Linked DNA regions of Homo sapiens: region 2 is linked to region 1. The links are chromatin loops, found by intact Hi-C in ENCODE. Cell type or tissue: PC-9. All regions are shown on one strand.

Region 1 (8,000 bases):
GAGGAGCCTACAGGCGCCTCAGCTGCACGGGAGTGTGTTTGCATCCAGCAGTTTGGGCTCCTGGCGGGTGGCCTCTCCACCTGCATGTGAGGCTGTGTGACGCTTGCATCTCGGGGCGTCTGCGTCCTCCCTACCCTGCCAGGCTGGTGGCAGAGCATGTGTTGCTTCAGCCCCAGCGCAGGCATCTCGGTGGGGAGGGTGGCAGTGGGTGCCCCTCAAGAGGAACGGGAGGAGTGGGAGCACTGCCATCCCCGCCAGAGCATCGTCTTTGCCCTCCACCCCCTCCTTTCTCCCTGGCGAGACATGTGGCCAAGGACACACAAGGCTCTCGTTTCTGTGTGGGTTCCTCTCACGGATCTGATTTCCAGATGCCAGACACTTCCCCTCCTCCAGCCCCTCTGTGGGGAGGCAGGGGGAGGGGCTCCTGAGGCGGGGGTTCCCTGGGTCTGAAACCCTGACCCCAGTGACCCTGAAGGTGCCGTGGCAAGACAGACAGCTCCTCCCAGGCTGGGTTTGGGGCAAAGTGGTTGCTATTGGGCACCCTGATGGAAGGGGAGAGACGGGTCCTGGAGTGAGGTGGGAGGCCAAGTAGAAACATGGAGGGGGTCCCGGTGTCCCCAGAATCCAGATGTCTGTCTGTCTGTCTGCACCTGTGCATAGGTGTCCTCTGCCTGTGTGGCCTGGATGGTGATCTAGCCAAGGGTGCATGTGGCCACGTGACCATCAGACTCATCCGGTGTTCATAAAGGTCCCTCCTGTGCTGGTGTTTGTGTTTTGCAGAGGGGGTGGTCATGCTGGGGGAGGCAGGGCTGCAAGAAGGAGTAGCTGTCTGTGTGCACACATGGGGCTGTCTGCATCTTTTGTGCACCTGCAGTTGTGTGCTCAGGACTTCTTGGAGCAAGGCTGGGTGCACCTTGTCATGCAATCTGCACACACTTGCCTCCCCACCCAGCACCATGCAGGGGGCGCCATGGGGGGTGGTGGCCATGTCCTGTCCTCATGGAGCTCACACTCTAGCAACACATATGGGGTTTCCATCAAAGCTCTCCTATCAGCTGGGCGTGGTGGCTCATACCTGTAATCCCAGCACTTTGGGAGGCTGAGGCGGGTGGATCACCTGAGGTCAGGGGCTCGAGACCAGCCTGGCCAACATGGTGAAACCCCATCTCTACTACAAGTACAGAAATTAGCCAGGCGTGGTGGTGTGCACCTGTAGTCCCAGCTACCAGGGAGGCTGAGGCGGGAGGATTGCTTGAATCCAGGAGGCGGAGGTTGCAGCGAGCCGAGATTGTGCCACTGCACTCCAGCGTGGGCGACAGAGCGAGACTCATTCTCAATAAAAAAAAAAAACCCAAAACAAAAAAGCAAAACTCTCCTGTCATGTGAGTTGGGGAGAAGGCATGTGTGTCTTCTTTTCGAGGGTAGCCCCAAACTCTGACTGCAGTAGCCCACAGGCTTGGACTGTCCTGGGGTCTGGCCCTTCATGGTCTTTCTGGGCCATCTCCTCCCTCCTCGTTGCTCGTCCAGTGTGCTAAGTGTGATCCTACCCCGGGGCGTTTGCACTGGCTGTTCTGCCACGGAGGACCCTTCCCCAGATATTTTCGAGGCTTTTTCTCCCCCACCCTCTTGAAATATCACCTCCCCAGTAACGTTTACTCCCAGGCACCTTCTGCAAAGTCTCAGCTTCCCACACCCCTCCTGATGTTCAGTACAGCGGACGGCTTTTCACATAGTCTGTAATTTCCTGATGTTCTGCGCTTGTTTGTTTACTGTCTGTGTCTGTGAGGAGGATCCAAGCGCGCGAGGATGTTGTGATTTGCTTTGCTTTGGGAATCCCAGGTGTCAACAGTCATCACTGGCCCACAGTGTGCGTTCAAGAAGTCTTACCTGACCCAGGTGTGGTGACTCACACCTGTAAACCCAGAATGTTGGGAAGCCGAGGTGGGAGGATTGCTTGAGGACAAGAATTTGAGATCAGCCTGGGCAACATAGCAAGACTCGTTTCTAAAATTTTTTTTTTAATAGTTGGGCATCGTGAATATGTACCTGTAGTCTCAGCTGCTCAGGAGGCTGAGGTGGGAGGATGGCTTGAGCCCAGAGGTTTGAGGCTGCAGTGAGCTATGATTGCACAAGTGCACTCCAGCCTGGGCGACGAAGCAGGATCCTGACTCTTAAAAAAAAAAAAAAATGCCCCTGCCTTCACTGTCTCCTGTTCCAAAATTTGGGGGGAGATAAAAATTCAATAAATAGATGCCCAGGCCAAAAATAACCTTGCCCCCCCCCACCCCGCCAAAAAAAAAAAACAAAAAAACTCAGAATAGCCAGTGCCCCTCCCTCAGAGGCTAAAAATACCCTGCAGGTCACAAATGATCAGGTCAGGAAGCCAGATGGATTCTCCTTCTTATCCCTTGAGGAGGTGAGGGGTCCGGGGCTGGCTTTCCCAGACAGGATTTCCTAGACGATTTCCATTACTCCTGACTTCGGCACTGCATCATTCTCTGTGGGAGGCTGTCCTCTGTACTATAGGATGCTCAGAGGCCACCCTAGCCTCTTCCCGATGGATGTCAGTGACACCTCCAGCCCCACAGTCGTAACACCTCAGAAAGTCTCCAGACATTGCTAAACATACTGGGATCAGGGGCAGAATTGTCCTGGGTTGGCAGTGATGGCTGTAGAGTAGAGGTTGCCAGTGGGAAAAAGTGGCCCACGCCTGTAATCCCAGCACTTTGGGAGGCTGAGGCAGGAGGATCACTTGAGTCCAGGAGTTCAAGACCAGCCTGGGCGACAAAGCGAGACCCCCTTCTTTACAGAATACAAAATTTAAAAATTAGTTGGGCATGGTGCCGCACGCCTGTCGTCCCAGCTACCCGGGAGGCTGAGGCAGGAGGATCACTTGAGCTGGGAGGTCAAGGCTGCAGTGAGCTGTGATCGCGCCACTGCATTCCAGCCTGGGCAACAGAGCAAGACCCTGTCTCAAAAAAATATATACGTAAATAAAATAGAGTAGAGGTTGGCTGACTTTTCTGTAGAAAGCCCGATGGTAAATCCTGCAAGCTTTGCGGGCCGCAGACGGGTTCTGTGGCCTGTTCTCTTTTCTCTTCTTCTCTTCAGTCCTTTAAAAATGTAAACACCATTCTTAGCTCACCAGCTGTACAAAGGCAGGCGGGGGCCTGACCATGGTTGGCCGACCCTGCCCCAGAACGCCCCCTAGTGGCTTCTGGGAGTGAAGGCTGGGCAGAGGGGCGGCCCCATTTGGGGAGCAGTTGTGTGTTTAAAGTACAAGGCGAGTCCTGCACAGTCTGTTCCCGGCACCTCCCTGCTCTCACCTCCTCCCACTCTCCTCACCAGCTCACAACCCGCTTCCTCGATGCAGCTGCCACCGTTATTCAAACATATAGGCACGGTCCAGCCCCAGGGCCTTTGCACGGGCTGTGACCCTGCCCAGGATGCTCTTCTAACTCTCCTGAACTGAACACCTGCGTGCTCCTCTCTCAAATTCACAGGGGTTTGCTGAAATGTCATCTTCTCCAGGGGAGATGGCCTTTCCTGATCATCCTGTTGAAAATTGCAACAGCCGGGCACAGTGGCTCATGCCTGTAATCCCAGCACTTTGGAAGGCCGAGGTGGGTGGATCACCTGAGATCAGGAGATCGAGACCAGCCTGACCAACATGGTGAAACCCTGTCTCTACTAAAAATACAAAAATTAGCTGGGTGTGGTGGTGAGTGCCTGTAGTCCCAGCTAATCAGGAGTCTGAGTCAGGAGAATCGCTTGAACCTGGGAGGCAGAGGTTGCAGTGAGCCAAGATCACGCCATTGCACTCCAGCCTGGATGACAGAGCAAGACTCTGTCTCAAATAAATAAATAAAATAAAATAAAATTGCAACAGCCGGGCACAGTAGCTCGTGCCTGTAATCCCAGCACTTTGGGAGGATGAGGCGGGAGGATCGCTTGAGTTTGAGACCAGCCTGGGAAACATAACGAGGCCCCCATTTCTACAAAAAAATTAAAAATTAGCTGGGCACGGTGGCACACGCCCTGTGGTCCCAGCTACTTGGGAGGCTGAGGCAGGAGGATCCCTTGAGCTCAGAGGCTGTGGTGAGCTATGATCCCACCACTGCACTCCAACCTGGGCAACAGAGTAAGACCCTGTCTCTAAAAATACGATTAAAAAAAAAAACACACACACTCCCAAACCCACACACACTCATAGCCACTTTTCCTGGCTTTATCTTCTTTCACAACACTGGTACGCTATAGAATCGACTTTTTTGTACCCAGCCCCTCAGTGTCTGGCACATAGAAGATGCTCCAAAAAAGATGTGTGGAATTGCCGAAAATTATTTCTAACCCCCACAGCCACCCTGGGAGGCTCTCGTTCCCCAGCTCCCCCGTGGAGAGACAGAATTGAGAGGAGTGACGTGGGTGTCCTGTCGTGCTGACATGACGGCGCACAGCCTGGATTTGAACCTGCAACTTAAGGGCGCTATGCCGGAGGCCTCTTCTCTCCTGCCCTGCTAGGCACCATGCCCCTGTCTCCTGGTCTTACCCTGCCCCTTACCTGCCAGCATCTGATGAGGCAGGGGGATCCCGCCTCTGTGCCCTCTGCTCGGGCCCTAGCTTCTAGAACTCTTTTCAGCTCTGCTCTGCTGAGCTCAGAGTGCAAAGGTTGGGGCTGGACAGTGAACACTTTGGAGTGGAAACAGACCACAGGCCACTGTGGTGTGGACGTGCCATGATGGTGAGCGCAACAGAGTTGCAAGTCAGGGAAGGCTTCCCGGAGGAGGGGGCTTCCCAGCTGCAACCTGGAGGGGGAGGAGGGGTATGGTGGAGGGGAAGGAGCATCTGTGAGAGAGAGGGGCTGCCCTGAGGTCAGACAGAAGATGGTGGCTCAAAGGGGAGGAAGGAGAAATGTTTCACAACTGCATGTGGAGAGAAGCTGGAGGCTGCTGGCTGGACTTGTGACTGTGGGGCTGCCAGGGCCTGTGGCAGGGGTGGGGGTAGAGGTAGGGGGTTTGCGTCAGGATCCAGATGGCAGGGTGAGAATGTTTAGCATGAGCTCCCTCTAGCTGCTACGTGGGAGAGAGCCATAGTTGGCAGGAAGGGAGGCCAGGAGGCCAGAAGGGAGGCCAGGAGGCAACCAGCAAGGTGGGGGCCAGAAGCAGCCAGTGCTTGGTGGAAGCTTCAGGTTTCTGGCTTTGACAGCCCTGTGGACAAAAGGCAAGGGACAGGTGGGGTAGAGAGTACCCTCCACTCCCAGCAACCCTCCCCACACACAGTCTGATCTCCACCTCTGCGGCCAGAGGACACCTGTGAACACCCGAGCCAGATCCCATCCCTCTGTTCAGGATTCCCGATGGCTCCCACCTCTCTAGAAAGCCAAAGTCCTCCCTGAGGTCCACAAGGCCCTGTATGGCCTCTGTGACCCCCCTCCCCAGCCGCCCTCACCTCCTTCCACTCTTCCCCTTGCTTGCAGGGCCCCAGCCACATCTCAGCACATTCCTACCCCAGGACCTTTGCACGTGCTGTTTCCTCTGCCCAGAATGCTCTTTGCACAGGTACCTAGATGGCTCACCTCCTCAAGACCTCTGCCGAAATGTCACTTTTTAGGGGAGGCATTTCCTGGCCACCCTGTCTACAGTTGCACCTACATGTATACCCCCTGTCAAGCACACCTTCCTCCATTGCACTTGTGACCAGTTGGGAACTCGGTAAACATCCACTGAATAGATGATCTGCTTTTTGGGTCTATTTCATCTTCATTCATTAAACAAATGAATAAGCATCCACTCCTTGCCCAGGGTTGGGTATGCAACAAGAGCCAGCCCAACCCACAATGGTACTTTCCCGTCAGAGTCCCTCGATGGTGGGGAAGACAGACATTTAACAGCTGAGCCCAAGTCCAGTTAGGGGAGCAAAACACAGAGACCCTGTGTGCTGTGAGAGTGGATATGAGAGATACGAATGCTGTCCTCTGGGCAGAGCCCTTTGGAGGGAGAGCAGAATAAGGAACTGTGTGTGAGAGAGAGACAGACGCTGAGTAGAAGTGATGGGAAGGTGGCAGGACAGCAGGGCCTGAGATGCCATGTTAGAGCATCACAGGCAATAGGGAGCCATGGAGGGTTGTAGGCAGGGAGGGGTGTAATTGGATTTCCATTTTGCAAAGATCGTTCTGACCTCAGGGTAGAGACTGGATGGGACGGGGTGGCAGATAGATGGGGAGATGAGGGAGAAGGTGTTGGGGGCGGGGGCAGGGAATTTTTTGAACGACCCCTACCCCTCTGCAGTCCAGTGCTGCTTGGTGGCCGGGGTGACCTTTATTTTATTTTATTTAGAGACGGAGTCTTGTTTTGTCACCCAGGCTGGAGTGCAGTGGCATGATCATAGCTCACTGCAGCCTTGACTTTTTGGGCTTGAATGACCCTGCTGCCTCAGCCTCCCGAGTAGCCAGGACCACAGGTGTGTGCCACCATGCCTGGCTAATTTTTAAATTTTTGTAGAGACAGGATCTCACTGTGTTGCCCAGGCTGGTCTCAAACTCCTGGACACAAGCAATTCTGCATTGGTCTCCCAAAGTGCTAGGATTACAGGCATGAGCCACTGTGCCCAGCTCCAGGGTGACCTTTAAAAGGTTCTTCGTTGAACAATTATATTTCAGCTTCCTGCTTGTGCCAGGCGCTGTGCTGAGTGTAGTATGCAAACCCCACCCTGCAGAGCCAGCATCTAGTAGCAGAGAGTTCATAAGCAAATAAAATGCATGGCGTGCTGGTGATAGGTATGGAGAAATCAAGTCAGGACATGGTGTAGGAGTGTGGGGGCCAGCAGGACCTTGCTGAACTAGTGATGTTTGAGGAAAGACCAAAAGGAAGATGCAGGAGGAGCTGTGAGGGGATCTGGGGAAGAGAGAAACAGCCCGTGAAGAGGCCCTAAGGCAGAACAGTGCCTGGTGTTTCACATTGTACAGGGCTTGTTTGTTTTTTGTTTTTGAGATGGGGTCTTGCTCTGTTGCCCAAGCTAGAGTGCAGTGGCATAATCTCAGCTCACTGCAACCTCCACCACCCGGGCTCAAGAGATCCTCCCACCTAAGCCTCCCGAGGAGCTGGGATCACAGGCGTGTGCCACTATGCCTGGCTAACTTTTTGTATTTTTGGCAGAGACAAGGTTTCACTATGTTCCCCAGGCTGGTCTGGAACTTCTGAGCCCAAGCAATCAGCCCTCTTCAGCCTCCTGAAGTGCTGGGATTACAGGTGTGCGCCGCCACATCCGGCCCAGTGCAGAGCCTTTGTATGATACAGACTTTGGCTTTTGGTCGAGTGAGGTGGGAGCCACGGAGGGTTCTGAGCAGAGGAGGGAAGCGGCTGACTTAGATGCTCACACGCGCCCTCTGGTGGCCCTGGGGGAAACATACTGTAGACAGTTTCATTTTGCAAAGATTGTTCTCGCCTCGAGGTAGAGATTGGATGGGACAGGGGTGGCAGATAGATAGGGAGACGAGGTGTAGACAGTGAGGTGGGGAAGTGGGGTCCAGCCAGGAGATGATGGGGCTGGACCAGAGAAGCTGAGGAGTGGCGAGAGGTGAGTGGACTCTGAAGGAGTAGCCACAGGACCTGACGGGGCTGGATGTGATGTGAGGGGAGAGGGATCCAGGATGACTGTCCGGTTCCTGAGCCCCTGGAGGGACTGGGCTGCCATCCACTGAGCTGGAGGATGGGGCAGGGACTGGAGATGCTGTGAGAACCCTGCCCTGCCCGAGGATCATGTACCTGGGCCCTCTCTGGGCACGTGCTCTGTCTCTGCGAGGTAGGTCTGTTAGTCCCTGAGCAGCAATGGGGAAATAGGTTCAGAGAGGCCAAGTGCTTGCTCTGAAGCTACACAGCAGATTGAAATTCAGGGGCTTCAACTCTCAGCTGATCCTTCATAGTCACCCCAGGGCCTGCGGCTTCCTTATGGACCTGCCGGATGCCTGAGGGCTTCCTGAAGGAGGCGGGCTCATGGGCGGC
Region 2 (8,000 bases), 210 kb before region 1:
GTCTGGTGCAGCAGGTCCTCTGGGAAGTGTCGCACAAAGGAGTCGCCCACTGGAAGGTTCTGGGCAGGCGAGATGCCCAGAGGTGATCCCTGCCCGCCCCTCCCACCTCCCTTCCCACACAGCCCATGGAGGTGTTTGTGGACGACGAGACCAAGCTCACGCTGCACGGCCTGCAGCAGTACTACGTCAAACTCAAAGACAGTGAGAAGAACCGCAAGCTCTTTGATCTCTTGGATGTGCTGGAGTTTAACCAGGTGATACTTCCATCAGCCTGTCCTGGGGCTCAGGACCTTCGGGAGGTCACTGGGCCACAGGGACTGTGTGGCCCTGACTGCCACTCCTTCCCTCAGGTGATAATCTTCGTCAAGTCAGTGCAGCGCTGCATGGCCCTGGCCCAGCTCCTCGTGGAGCAGAACTTCCCGGCCATCGCCATCCACCGGGGCATGGCCCAGGAGGAGCGGTGAGTGCGAGCCGCCCGCCAAGGCTGCAGGGAGCACCACCAGGAGCCCAGTGTCTGACGGCCTCCACTTGTTTCTCCTGCACCCCAGCCTGTCACGCTATCAGCAGTTCAAGGATTTCCAGCGGCGGATCCTGGTGGCCACCAATCTGTTTGGCCGGGGGATGGACATCGAGCGAGTCAACATCGTCTTTAACTACGACATGCCTGAGGACTCGGACACCTACCTGCACCGGGTGAGCAGCCTCACGGGCATGTTGCTTTCCCCTGGCGGTGGGGTGGGGCCCCAGCCCTGCTTTTCCTCAAGTCCTGAGGTAGTATCTGTGGCCTGACCCTGATCCTGTCTGCCTGCAGGTGGCCCGGGCGGGTCGCTTTGGCACCAAAGGCCTAGCCATCACTTTTGTGTCTGACGAGAATGATGCCAAAATCCTCAATGACGTCCAGGACCGGTTTGAAGTTAATGTGGCAGAACTTCCAGAGGAAATCGACATCTCCACATACAGTAAGTGCCTTGGGCAGGGCCAGGGGTCTGGGGCAGAGGGTTCCTCCCCCGGCCCTTCAGTTCACTGCATCTCATGTCTTACAGTCGAGCAGAGCCGGTAACCACCACGTGCCAGAGCCGCCCACCCGGAGCCGCCCGCATGCAGCTTCACCTCCCCTTTCCAGGCGCCACTGTTGAGAAGCTAGAGATTGTATGAGAATAAACTTGTTATTATGGAAGCCTGGCTCCCACCCCATCTATTTCTTGGTCATCTTGGCCTTTCACGGACACCCTGGGCCCGGCCTCTGAATCACCACCAGCAGGCAAGGCCATCTTCTGTATGCATGTGTTTAATTTTAAGTGTCAACACTGAAAAATTTTAACAGATAAAAACACATTACACAACGTCTACAACCTTCACAACAGTGAGAACCTCCTGCCCGGCCAGGCAGGGCAGGCCTCTGTACCGTGAGCCTCAGGCAGTGGCCCCAAGGGGCCTCGCCATGGGGCCTCTGACATCAGTCTTAGCTTAAGAGGGAAGCTGAGCCCCAGCGCCTAGTCTCTTCAGTTCTGCAGCAAAGACATGAGAGGAAAAGTCCAGGATGGGACAAGCGCCCTTAGTCTGTCCCGAGTACTGGCCACAGGTGCCAGGGCAACATGCTGCATTGCAGCCCTGGGCCAGCCCCTGTCCCCACCCTGGGTCACAAGGTGGAGCAGAGAGGCAGCCAGCAGCAGGACCAGTGGCTCCGACTCCACCCCACTGGGTGTCCTGGACTTTGGTGCCAGACTATAGCTGCCACTCCCTCCTGGTGGCACACGGGATCAGGGAGGGAGGGTGGAGGGAGTAGAGTGGTGGACGAAGGGAGGATGGATGGTCTTCGTGTACAAAGCTGCTGTGGCCACAGGAGCTGCTGGGCCGTCCAGAACCATGCGCCTTCATATGCCGGACTCTGATGCCCTGAGGGCCTGGAGAGGAGAGCCCAGAGGCCTGAGCCCCGCTAGCCCTGGTGCCTTCCTGCCCACACCCGCCCCAGGCGCAGCCCCTTACCCGGGTCTGATTGTGGCCAGTGCCAGACGTGGTGGAGGTGAATTCTGAGTACTTGCTCCCCCCAGCAACTAGGCAGGCCCACTTCCGGTATTCTTCCCGAACCTGCCGGCCCAGACACCAAGTCAGGGCAGGAGCAGGCCCTGGGACCATGCACGCTCCTCCCCATGCTCTGCCCTCAGCCCCACCTTCTTGGTGTTTTTGTGTTTGTCTTTTTTTTGAGATCGGGTCCCCCTGTCACCCAGGCTGGAGTGTAGTGGCACCATCATAGCTTACTGCAACCTTGAACTCCTGGGCCCAAGTGATCCTCTTGCCCCAGCCTCCTGAGAAGCTGAGATGGGTATTCAGCACACCCGGCTTTTTTTTTTTTTTTTGGAGACAAGTCTCACTGTCACCCAGGCTGGAGTGCAATGGTGCCATCTTGGCCCACTGCACTCCTGGTTCAAATGATTCTCCTGCCTCAGCCTCCCAAGTAGCTGGGACTACAGGCGTGTGCCACCATGCCTGGCTAATTTTTGTATTTTTAGTAGAGACAGGGTTTCACCATGTTGGCCAGGCTGGTCTTGAATTACTGACCTCAGGTGATCTGCCCACCTCGGCCTCCCAAACTGTTGGGATTACAGGCGCCTCACCCTGGCTATCTTTGAATTTTTTTGTAAAGACAGCATCTGGTTATGTTGCCCAGGCTGGTCTCCAACTTCTGGGCTCAAGCAATCCTCCCACCTCAGCCTCCCAAATAGGTGGGAGGATGACAGGCGTGCGCCACTGTGCCCAGGCCCCCACCTTCTTGTTGAGCAGGCAGTGCAGCAGGTAGAGGAAGGCGCCCTGCAGGCAGTTGAGGATGGTAAACACATAGGTCAGCACCAAGCTCCGATCGTCGAAGATGAACAGGCCAAAGACCCAGGTGCAGCCCAACAGGAAGAGCTGCGCGATGGCCGTGATGGTCAGCGCCCTGCGAGGAGCGGGGTTGCAGCGTGGGCCCCCACCTCACCTCCAGCTTCATGCCCCTCACCCCGGCCCCGCCTCCAAGTCCTTCCAGCCTCTCCTCTCACCTCGCCTTCTTTAATTTCTTCATGTCTGGATTGATTTCAGAAAACTTCTGAGTGAGCTTCCAGACGGTAGTCACGAAAATGACAGCATTGCACTGGGCAGGGAGCAGATTGTGGGTTAGAGGGCGAGAGCGATGGTCCAGCCGGGCCTGGGCCTGTGGCGCTCGGGCTTCGGTGGAGGGAGAGTGGGTACTTACCAAAATGATGAAGGTCACAGGTCCCAAGAAGCTCCAGAGGAAGCCCTGCTCAAAGTCCAACCAGCAGCTAGGAGGGAAGGGAGGGGTCCCATCAGTGCCCCAGGAAGCCAGGAGCGGAACGGAGGGCGGCCGGACATTGTGTGTGGCACTGCCTGTGAGCCCCAGGCCCAGCACCCCGCCTTCCTCCTGCCCCATCTCGCTGCACTCACTATCTGGGGCGGCCGTAGCCCTTGCTGTAGATGGCAGCCGAGACGCCCACGATGAGCAGGGGCACGCCATAGCCGATCAGGCAGAGCCAGCGCGTACTCAGGCCCTGGCCTTGGAACACGCGCACCACAAGAAAGTAGAGCTCCAGGCCTTCGAGGCTCATCCAGCAGAAGGCGGCCAGGAAACAGTAGTGCAGCAGCCCGGCCACCAGGCGGCAGCGCAGCCCCACCTGCGGGGCGGGGACGGAGGGGCGGAGCGACGTCAGCGCGGGGAGGGGCATGCGGCGCCAGAGCCAGTCGCCTGCCAGGTCCCGAGAGTGGGCGGGACCACAGCCGGAGGGTGGGCGGGTCTGGAGCGGGGGCCAGGTTTCCCCCCAGGGCCCACCCCCAACAACGCTCAGAAGCGAGCGGGCACTCGGGGTGTGGCCAGGCAGCTCCAAAGCCAGCGCCCTTTAAAGAGACAACCCGACCCCCCGGTGGGCGGGGCCAGATCCCGGACAGGGGCGGGGCCTCATGCCTCCAGGGCCCGCCTACCCGACTGAGCCCCGGGAGTGGGCGGGGCTAACCCCTCCCAGGCCTCCCTGACCCCAGAGCTCAGGAGGGAGCGGGGCGGGACCTCACCTGGCCGCCTTCGTTCTCGATGCCGGCCAGGAAGATGGTGGAGCCCACGAAGAGGCAGATGCAGAGGTGCAGGTGTATGGTGGTGCGCGAGCCCTGGATGGGCCGCACCAGCAGGAAAGTGAGGATGCACAGCAGCAGGCAGAAGAGTGACAGCGCCAGTCCCACCCTGGTGATCAGGGTCAGCTTCCAGTCCTAGGAGTGGCACCGGGTGCTCAGGGTTCCTTCAGGGCATGAGGCCTTCCTGCCCTCTTTGTGGTCCCTTTTCCCCCCCACACTTTGACGGGCCCACCTCTCTGACCTCCTCCCTTGTCCCTCCTAGATCTGGCCACACTTACCAGCTGGAAGGGGAGTCTAGGGATTTCACATTTTTGTGCTTGCTGGGCCTTTGGCCTGGACCACAGGCGCCCCCCTTCTCTGCCTGGTTAATTGCAGTTTTCGACAAGGCCCAGCTTAACGATGGATCCTACTGAAGTCACGTACAGAAAGTGGTGCTCCAGGCTGGGTGTGGTGGCTCATGCCTCTAATCCTAGCACTTTGAGAGGCTGAGGGGGGGCAGATCACCTGAGGTCAGGAGTTCGAGACCAGCCTGCCCAACATAGTGAAACCCCGCCTCTACTAAAAATACAAAAATTAGCGGTGCATGGTGGCATGCACCTGTAATCCCAGCTACTTGGGAGGCTGAGGCAGGAGAATCGCTTGAATCCGGAGGCGGGGGTTGCAGTGAGCCAAGATCACACTACTGCACTCCAGCCTAAGCGATAGAGCAAGACTCTGTCCAAAAGAAAAAAAAAAAGAGGCCGGGTGCGGTGGCTGACACCTGTAAGCCCAGCACTTCGGGAGGCCGAGGTGGGTGGATCACCTGAGGTCAGGAGTTTGAGACTAGCCTGGGCAACATGGTGAAACCCTGTCTCTACTAAAAATACCAAAAATTACTCAGGCATGGTGGTGCACGCCTGTAATCTCGGCTACTCGGGAGGCTAAGGCAGGAGAATCCCTTGAACCTCACTAGCTGAGATTGTGCCACCATACTCCAACCTGGGCGACAGAGACTCCGTCTCAAAAAAAAAAAAAAACGGGCAAGTGGTGCCCCCTTGGAATGCTCTCCATGGGGAGCTTTTAGTTGACATCTCACAACTGGTACGGGATGGACAGGCAGAGGAGCGGAGCTAGTGGCTGCACCCAGTGTATAGTTGCTGGGTTGTAGAGAAGAGGCCAAAGGAAGAGGCTGCGAAGGGTGTGACGTGGGGACACCTGGGCTGTGCAACCATGCAGATATATCTGAGCAACCAGTAGGGCTCCATGGAGAACTAGCTGCCTGTCTGGTTGCAGCTGGACCTCATTACCTGTGGGCACTTGAGGATGCCTCCAGCTACTTACCTCCACGTCATAATGAGCCATAAGGATCGCAAAGCTGCTCAGGTGGCTGCATTGGCAGGTGGTGCTGCCGTTCTTGCTGCCCAGCACCTGGCAGCCCTCGGTGGCCCAGTGCCCTCCCCTGTCGCTGTCACTCTTCCAGAAGGCACAGAGCAGCTCCTGCCGTGGCCCAGGCATCACGTCCTGTGGGCAGATGGGGGTGGTCAGAAAGGTTGGCCTGGAGCTCACTCTTAGGTCCTGGGCTTGGGCTGAGTCTAAGAGGGCTGCTTTTTACTAGATGAGTATTGACCGAGCGCCTACTGAATGTAACAGGTTTGGAGACACAGCAGTGAACAGGGCACACACAAGTACCTACCCTTGTGAGGTTGACATAAGAGTGGGAGAGGTGGCCAGGCATAGTGGCTCATGCCTGTAATCCCAGCACTTTGGGAGGCTGAGGCAGGCGGATCACCTGAGGTCAGGAGTTTGAGACCAGCCTGGCCAACATGGCGAAACCCCGTCTCCACTAAAAAATACAAAAATTAGCTGGGCCTGGTGGCAAGCACCTGTAAATCCCAGCTACTTGGGAGTCCTGGGCAGGAGAATCGCTTGAACCTGGGAGGTGGAGGTTGCACTGAGCCGAGAATGAGCCACTGCACTCCAGCCTGGATGACAAGAGTGAAACTCCATCTCAAAAAAAAAAAAAAAAAAAAAAAAAAAAAGTGGGAGAGGCAGATTATGACATAAACCTAACGAATAAGTAATGTAGATAGTGCATTAGAAGGTGGCCAGGGATGATGATGGCTCTTGCCTGTAAGTAATTCCAGGACTTTGGGAGGCCAAGGTGGGAGGATCGCTTGAGGCCAGGAGTTTGAGACCAGCTGTGGCAACATAGCGAGACCTCCATCTCCATTAATTTTTTTGTTTTTAATTAACTGGGCATAGTAGTGCACGCTTATAGTCCCAGCTACTCAGGAGGCTGAGGTGGGAGGATCACTGGAGCCCAGGAATTCTAGACCATCCTGGGAAAAATAGTGAGGTCCCCGTCTCTATCAAAAATAAAAAAATTAGCTGGGAGTGGTGGTGCATGCCTGTAGCCTCAGCTACTCAAAACTCTGAGGCTGGAGGAATGGTTGAGTTCAGGAGTTCGAGGTTGCAGTGAGCTATAATCGCGCCACTGCACTCCAGCCTGGGCCACAGAGTGAGACCCTCCTGTCTAAAAATATAAATAAATAAGAAAAGAAAGTCTGGGAGTGGTGGCTCACGCCTGTAATCGCAGTACTTTGAGAGGCCAAGGCGGGCAGATCACCTGAGGTCGGGAGTTTGAGACCAACCTGACCAACATGGAGAAACCCCGTCTCTACTAAAAATACAAAATCAGCGAGGTGTGGTGGCGCATGCCTGTAATCCCATCTACTTGGGAGGCTGAGGCAGGAGAATCACTTGAACCTGGGAGGCAGAGATTGCAGTGAGCCGAGAACGTGCCACTGCACTCCAGCCTGGACGACAGAGTGAGACTCTGTCTTAAAATAAATAAATTAATTAATTAAATTAAATAAATAAAGTAAGGAAATAAATAAGTAATGAGGTTGGGGAAGGCCCAAATCAGAAGGCCAGAAACATAAAAGACTGAGTCACGTCGGGAAAGAGCATCCCAGAGAGAGGCCCAGCATGTGCGAAGGCCCTGGGTTATCTTTGAGGAAGTGAGCAGAGTGAGCAGAGACCTTGGCAGGAGGGTCTCTTCCCGCCTCCCCATCGGAGGACTCAAGGTGGGAGAAGGCGAAAAGGATGGGGGAGTTGAGTTCCTTGGTGTTGTTGTGGCTCAGAAAGATGGAGTTGACGGCAGAGAGGCGTCTGAGTTGGACACCACGGATGCTGCTTTCATATATCTCCTCCAGTTCGGCTTGCTTCTTGGAATGCAGGTTCAAGGAGGCATTGGCCAGCAATGTCGTCATGTTCTGGATGGAGAGGATGCCCGCCACGGCGGGGCCTGGGGAACAGACACACTCGCTGCCTACTCCCGTTGTCCTCCTCCCATGCTCTATCCTCCCTCCCAAGATGACCCAGCTCAGGCTCAGCCAGTCCACCACGATGACGCCAGGAGCCCCTCCCGATGAGTCAGTTTCTAGTTGTTCCTTGTTTTTTTTTTTTTGAGACGGAGTTTCGCTCTTTCGCCCAGGCTGGAGTGCAGTGGCGTGATCTCAGCTCACTGCAACCTCCACTCCCCAGGTTCAAGCAATTCTTCTGTCTCAGCCTCCCAAGTAGCTGGGATTATAGGCACCTGCCACCACTCCCAGCTAATTTTTGTATTTTTAGTAGAGATGGGGTTTCACCATCTTGGCCAGGCTAGTTTTGAACTCCTGACCTCGGGTGATCCATCTACCTCAGCCTGCCAAAGTGCTAGGGTGCTAGGACTACAGGCATGAGCCACTGTGCCTGGACTTTTTTTTTTTTTTAAGACAGGGTCTCACTATGTCGTCCAGGCTGGAGTGCTTTGGCGTGATCATAGCTCACAGCAGCCTTGACCTCCCGGGCTCAATTGATCCTCTCGCTTCAGCCTCCTGAGTAACTGGGACTACAGGCACGTGCCA

The links. A loop is a pair of places that touch in the nucleus more often than their neighbours do. Peaks named below come from ENCODE experiments on the same cell type or tissue, not always from the same donor. Only the 100,000 strongest peaks of a DNase experiment are listed, where the experiment ranks them.
Region 2: a loop joins it to region 1, with 5 times the contacts of the local background. A loop is called at or near these places in 19 of 110 quality-filtered maps.

The regions. Positions count from the first base shown.
Region 1 is chr19:14,195,606-14,203,605 of GRCh38, reverse strand. The region is part of intron 1 of ADGRL1 (adhesion G protein-coupled receptor L1); the gene reads left to right. Among named protein-coding and RNA genes, the nearest start is that of ADGRL1, 6.6 kb to the left of the region's middle. In PC-9, CTCF peaks have their summits at 2,989, 3,193 (motif pointing left), 7,175, 7,374 (motif pointing left) and 1 weaker place; no DNase peak of the experiment used is centred here.
Region 2 is chr19:14,401,996-14,409,995 of GRCh38, reverse strand. ADGRE5 (adhesion G protein-coupled receptor E5) reads right to left here. Exons shown (of 20, transcript NM_078481.4): 12 at 7,134-7,399; 13 at 5,434-5,613; 14 at 4,057-4,248; 15 at 3,439-3,665; 16 at 3,230-3,296; 17 at 3,036-3,127; 18 at 2,767-2,935; 19 at 1,987-2,088; 20 at 1,273-1,904. The coding sequence ends at 1,875. It overlaps DDX39A (DExD-box helicase 39A), which reads left to right. Exons shown (of 11, transcript NM_005804.4): 7 at 123-254; 8 at 351-460; 9 at 549-693; 10 at 812-959; 11 at 1,044-1,198. The coding sequence ends at 1,060. Among named protein-coding and RNA genes, the nearest start is that of DDX39A, 13 kb to the left of the region's middle. RefSeq lists enhancers at 700-749, 1,970-2,199, 3,582-4,211, 4,345-4,639, 4,212-4,841 and 1 more and a silencer at 3,548-4,067. In PC-9, a CTCF peak has its summit at 3,434 (motif pointing right); DNase peaks (open chromatin) are centred at 3,835 and 7,503; H3K4me3 peaks cover 490 bases; H3K27ac peaks cover 404 bases.